Linked DNA regions of Homo sapiens: region 2 is linked to region 1. Evidence: read pairs that join two places in POLR2A ChIA-PET (ENCODE). Cell type or tissue: Panc1. All regions are shown on one strand. Links, peaks and the distances in the headings refer to the core of each region. The heading gives the core; the rest is flanking DNA. Region 1 overlaps DGKD (diacylglycerol kinase delta). Region 2 has its middle 4.4 kb from the start of SAG.

What was found. ChIA-PET counts read pairs that join two places held together with the same protein. Peaks named below come from ENCODE experiments on the same cell type or tissue, not always from the same donor. Only the 100,000 strongest peaks of a DNase experiment are listed, where the experiment ranks them.
Region 2: POLR2A ChIA-PET joins it to region 1 with 20 read pairs; 4 of 35 experiments call an interaction of 5 or more read pairs at or near these places.

What each region holds. Positions count from the first base shown.
Region 1 is chr2:233,412,317-233,415,230 of GRCh38, reverse strand. The region is part of intron 3 of DGKD (diacylglycerol kinase delta); the gene reads right to left. Among named protein-coding and RNA genes, the nearest start is that of DGKD, 59 kb to the right of the region's middle. In Panc1, for the core only: no CTCF peak of the experiment used is centred there; a DNase peak (open chromatin) is centred at 1,448; H3K4me3 peaks cover 647 bases; H3K27ac peaks cover 2,374 bases.
Region 2 is chr2:233,301,943-233,304,856 of GRCh38, reverse strand. No RefSeq gene overlaps it. Among named protein-coding and RNA genes, the nearest start is that of SAG, 4.4 kb to the left of the region's middle. In Panc1, for the core only: no CTCF peak of the experiment used is centred there; no DNase peak of the experiment used is centred there.

The sequences.
Region 1 (2,914 bases), core at 178-2,677:
AACTTTTCTGTGCTTTAGTCTGAAAGCTCAGCTGTCTGGGAAAACAGCCATGTCTCCTGACAAGGTCTAACTGTTACCTGTGTGAGGGTGCTCTCAAGTTTTGCTCTTGGCAAAGAACTAGGCCAGCAGGGACAGAGTCCAAAGTGTGGGTCCAGCATGTACCTGTAGTCTCAGCTACTCGGAAGGCCAAGGCAAGAGGATTGCTTGAACTCAGGATCTCCAGACCGGCCCAGGCAACACAGCAAGACCCCGTCTCTAAAAAATACCCACACACACAAAGAATGGGCCCTTCCAGCCCCTTACCAACTCCCTCAGACTGGAAGGTCAGGATGCCAAATCAGCCCCAGGTCAGTGTACAGACAAAAATGGTTCACTGCTCACTCTGAAAAGAGATGGCCTCATTCCCCAGCCAATCCACCTGCAGGATGGAAGGGCAGTCATCTTCTCTCCCCCAAAACTAACTCTAAGGAAAACATCTATAAACACACTACTATTGCACTTCTTGAAAAAACATACCTGAAACAACCTGAAGCTTTCAATTCTTCTAATTGTGAAGCAAAAGTACAGGACCGCAGAGACAAGGTCCTGTACCACAGGACCCAGGACCACGATACCTGAGACATTTCTCTTCCAAGTGTCACAGTCATCACATTGTAATGTCAGGAGCTGGGGCCACAAGACAGTTGGCCAAGTCACCTCATCCAAGGCATGCCGTGGTCTCCCCCTGGAGGGAGGGATGGAGTGCCTGCCTGGTGACCCTGTGGTCTGGCAGAGCTGTGTTTGCTATCACATGAACTCAGCACTCTGCTTAACAGGAGAGACTACAGGTCCATGAGCGGCACAGCTGTTGTTCTAAGTTTCCCAGCTTTGATAAGGGAGCCCCTGATTCCCAAGCCCAACCTCTACGGCTGCTGCTGGTGCACAAAGACCCAGTCCCCTTAGGATGCAAAGGATAAGTGGGCACAGACTCCTTCCAGATGCTGGGGACCTGAATGCAGTCTGTAGCCACAGCAGTCATGTCCTGAAAGAGAGAGGCCCAGTCCAAACTACCCTGTTCTTTTTTAACTCCCTGGCTGATTCATGTGTTTGCTCCAGGGGCTGTCATTTGTAATCTGTCCAGGAAAGGGCATCTCAGACCACATTCCCAGTCAGGGAATCATATACAAGGTCAAGAGCCTCCTGGAATTGTCCTCCCTCATCTAGAACCCCCGCTTCCTAATTTTATTTGGATGCTCAGAGGTGGTTTATCCCTTTCCACTAACCAAGCTTACAATGGCTTTCCTTATTCCTCTGATACTTCAAGTACATTGTAAAAATGAAAAGAAGTAATTCCAACTATAGGTTTTAATATTTTAAAAGACCAAAAAAGGTTGAAAATATTTTTTCCATTGGCAAGCCCTGACTCAGAGGGTCTGTGTACCAGTGCTGGGCACATAGCCAAGAATTTGAAGAGCCACCGTGGGAGGGCACGGCATGCAGGGCAGCCACAGCCTGCCAGCCTGACTCAGCCAGCTCCCGTCACAGCACAGTGACGACACGGTCCCATGTGGACGGGGGGAGACAAAAATGCTTCCCAGAGGTGCCAAGGAATAGAGATACAGCAACAACAAATCAATTAACCCCACAGGCATTTACAGTGTGGCTATTTGGTGCCAGGCATGGTTCGGGGGCGCTGGGATGAAAACAGATCAACAAGCCCCATGATATCCCTTCTCTCATAAAGTTTCTACTTCTCCATCCAACAGACATAAATCAGAGGGAAAAGGAAGAGAATGCAGAAAATGTCACTGCAGACACAAGAAACAAAAAATCTGAACATTAAAAAAAAAAAATCACAGGGTATTATCAAAAACTTTACCCCAAAAAAACTGCATACCTACATCATTTCACTGGTAAACTCTAGCAAATATTTCAGAAAGAACACCAAGCTTACACAAACTTTATCAGAAAACAGAGGCGGGGTAACACTGACTCACTACATATATATGTATTTTTAGTAGGGATGAGGTTTCACCATGTTGGCCAGGCCAGTCTTGAACTCCTAGCCTCAAGTGATCCACCTGCTTCGGCCTCCCAAAATGCAGGGATTACGGACGTGAGCCACCACATCTGGCCTGACTCTCTATTTTTTAAAGTACCAAAACCTGACAAAGGCAGAAAGGAAGAAATGAGGGAAGAAAGGGAGAGAAATAAATTACAGATCAATACCTTCATGAATATTGGTGCAACAATCCTTAACAAAATAATGGCAAATTGAATCCAACAATAAATAAAAAACATATTATGAGCAAATAGGGTTTAACCCAAGAATGAAAAGTTGTCTTAAATTTGAAAATCAACCAATTTAATTTGCCCTTTTAATAATATAAAGGAGAAAAAAACCATGTGTTCACTTCAATAAATGCAGAAAAGCATTTGACAAAATTCAACACCCATTAATAATTAAAACTGTCAGCGATCAAGTAAAGAACATCCTCAAACTGATAAAGGATACCTACAAAAAGCCTACAGCTAACATCACATTTAATGATGAAAACCGAACTGTTTCATGTTAAGACTGGAAAAGGTGGAAGGATTCCTGCCTTCGCTACTCCTATTCAACACTGTACTGGAATCTTAGCCTTTGCAATGAAGCAAGAAAAATAAATAAAAGGCATGTGAGTCAGAAAGGAAGAAGTAAAGCTGTCCCTATTTGCAAATGATACAACTTTATATAGAACTTTCTAGGGAATCTACACAATGACTACTAGAATTAAACAAGCAGTATTTTGCAAGGTCACAAAATCCACTGTATTCTTATATATTAGCAGCAAACAGATATAAAATGTTTATAAATTCCATTTAGTTAATAAAAATAAAAACATAAATTACATTGAAATGAATCTAACAAAAGACGTTAAAGACATCTACACTG
Region 2 (2,914 bases), core at 310-2,809, 110 kb after region 1:
GCGAGACTCTGTCTCAAAAAAAAAAAAAAAAGAAAAAAGACATGGGGTTTACTAGATTAAAAGACGCTAAGACACTCGAGACCCAGATGTCATGTGCAGCCCCAGACTGAATACACAACTGGTCAAAAAGGATGTGTAGGACATTTTGGGTTCATTGGGAAAATCTGACTATGGTAAAATGCCTGGAGTAGAAAGGTGAGAGATTGTGACAGAACCAACAAGACTGCAGAATGGTGTGCTTAGCATGTCCACGTTTTGCAAACACACAGAGACTATGTATTTGTGTATACATACATATATGTACATTTACACACACATGCATATACACACAAGCATATTTACACACATACATGCAGGTTCATATGCATGCTATACCTATGCATACTTTGCAAGAATACACCTTAAGCTAACATTGGTAGTTAAAGGTCTCTCATTACCTTGTAATGAAATGGTAGGCTTTGTTTCAATTTTCTTGTCTATAATTTTTCACATTTTCTCCTATGACCATTTACTGCTCCTATAATAGAAAGGTTAAAATACAAAACTGTGTTATATAAGTGAGGTGTGGTGGCTCACGCCTGTAATCCCAGCACTCTGGAAGGCTGAGGCTGGAGGACGGCTTGAGCCTGGGAGGTTGAGGCTGGAGTGAGCCATGATCACACCACTGTATTCCAGCCTGGGCAACAGAGCGAGTCCTTGTCTCAAAAACAAACAACAAAAAAACAAACAAACAAAAAACAATAAATAGGGCCAGGCACAGTGGCACACACCTGTAATCTGAGCACTCTGAGAGGCAGAGGCAGGTGGATCACTTGAGCACAGGAGTTTGAGAACAGCCTGGGCAACATAGTGAGACCCTATCTCTATAAAAAGTAAACAAAATTAGCCAGGCCTGGTGGTGTGTGCCTGTGGTCCCAGCTACTTGGCTTATGCCAGAGGATTGTTTGGGCCTGGGATGTTGAGGTTATAGTGAACCGTGAGCATGTCACTGTATTCCAGCGTGGGCAAAAAAAAAATTGCTGTGGCCGGGCACGGTGGCTTACACCTGTAATCCCAGCACTCTGGGAGGCCGAGGTGGGCGGATCACCTGAAGGTCAGGAGCTTGAGGCCAGGCCAACATGGTGAAACCCTGTCTCTACTAAAAATACAAAAAAAAAAAAAAAAAAAAGCTGGGCATGGTGATGTGTGTAATCCCAGCTACTTGGAAGGTTGAGGCAGAAGAATCACTTGAACCCAGGAGATGGAGGTTGAAGTGAGCCAAGATTGTGCCACTGCACTCCAGCCTAGGCAACAGAACCAGACTCCAACTCAAAAAAAAAAAAACAAAGGGGAAAAAATGACTAGGGTGCTTCTTTCAGTGTCCCCATCAGAGGGCTGCCCTGAGCTGAGGCTGCAGGACCCAGGCCCAGTTTGCAGCTGTGAGTGCTTCCAGATTCCCCCATTCTCCTGCTGCTTCATCGTTCCCGGCTGCTGGAAGGCACAGATCTGCAGATCTTAGTCACTGCTCTGCCAATGCCGTGCAGGTGGGGAAATTTGGGTGGACTGGATGACAGATCTCACTCTTTTTGGAAATGTTATTCCCAACTCTTGGTCTGTGATGATTTTTTCTCTTCTTGGTGGAGAAATGAGAAAAATAAGGACACTCTTGTAGTTTTTCTGGGAGCCAAACTTATTCAATATAAAGGACTGTCCTTTTGAGATTATGAGCTTTTTAATTTTTTGGTATTAAAATATCCTTCTTCAGCCAGGCATGGTGGCTCACGCCTGTAATCCCAGCACTTTGGGAGGCCGAGGCGGGCAGATCACTTGAGGTAAGTAGTTCGAGAGCAGCCTGGCCAACATGGTGAAACCCCTTCTCTACGAAAAATACAAAAATCAGCTGGGTGTGGTGGTAGGCGCCTATAATCCCAGCTACTTGGGAGGCTGAGGCAAAGAATCACTTGAACCTGGGAGGTGGAGGTTGCGGTGAGCCGAGACTGCATTCCAGCCTGGGTAACAGAGTTATACTCTATCTCAAAAAAAAAAAAAAAAAAAAAGGCATTGTTCTTCTTCTTGCCCTCTATCTTTATTGAGATATATATATATGAAACGGGTGAATTTTGAAATAGTGACAGACATAGATGAGTGCAGGCAGATACATATAGAGAGGTAAAATATATCTATTTAATAACCAACAAAATTCACCCATTTTGAGTGTACAGCTTGATGAGTTTTGGTCATCATATACATTGTGTAACCATCACTGTGATCAATTCCACCACTCCCCAAAGTTCCCTGTACCCATTTCCATCAACTCCTCCATTCACGCTCCTGCCCCAGGCAATCACAGATCTGCCTTCTGTCATTAGCTCTGCATTTTCTACAATTTTATTATGAAATTTTAAAGCACAGAAAAGTTAGAAGAACAATACAATAGACACCCACACAGTCAACTTCAAGACTTGACACTTAACACTTTGCTGCCTGCAATCCTCTGTGTCTATCTCTGTTTTTTTCCTTTTTAACTATTTGAACGTACATGCAGACATCACGACATTTTACCCGTATTTCAAAATGCAGCTCCTAAGCATAAGGAGAAAAATGTCCTTTCTTTTTATGAAATAATAACCAAGAGTATATGGTAGTTTAGAAAAAAGTCCTTACTTGGCAAACATTAAAAGCTGGCAATCTTCCCCTAGATTTATTTTTGCGAATTACTGGTCTATGAATTCTCAAAGTCTGGGAACCAGTGGCTATAGCATGCTTGTTTCTCTGGGGTTGGCTTCCAGTGAGACAATGCTATGAACCCTGTGTTTCATCTCCAAACACTAAACACAGCAGCCGGCTTGCGGGGCAGGGGAGGTGGGGGCGGGGTGGAGACATCCAGCTAAGAGGCTTATGGGCTTTGGGGTGGGGTTGTCGTCTTAAGGGTTTA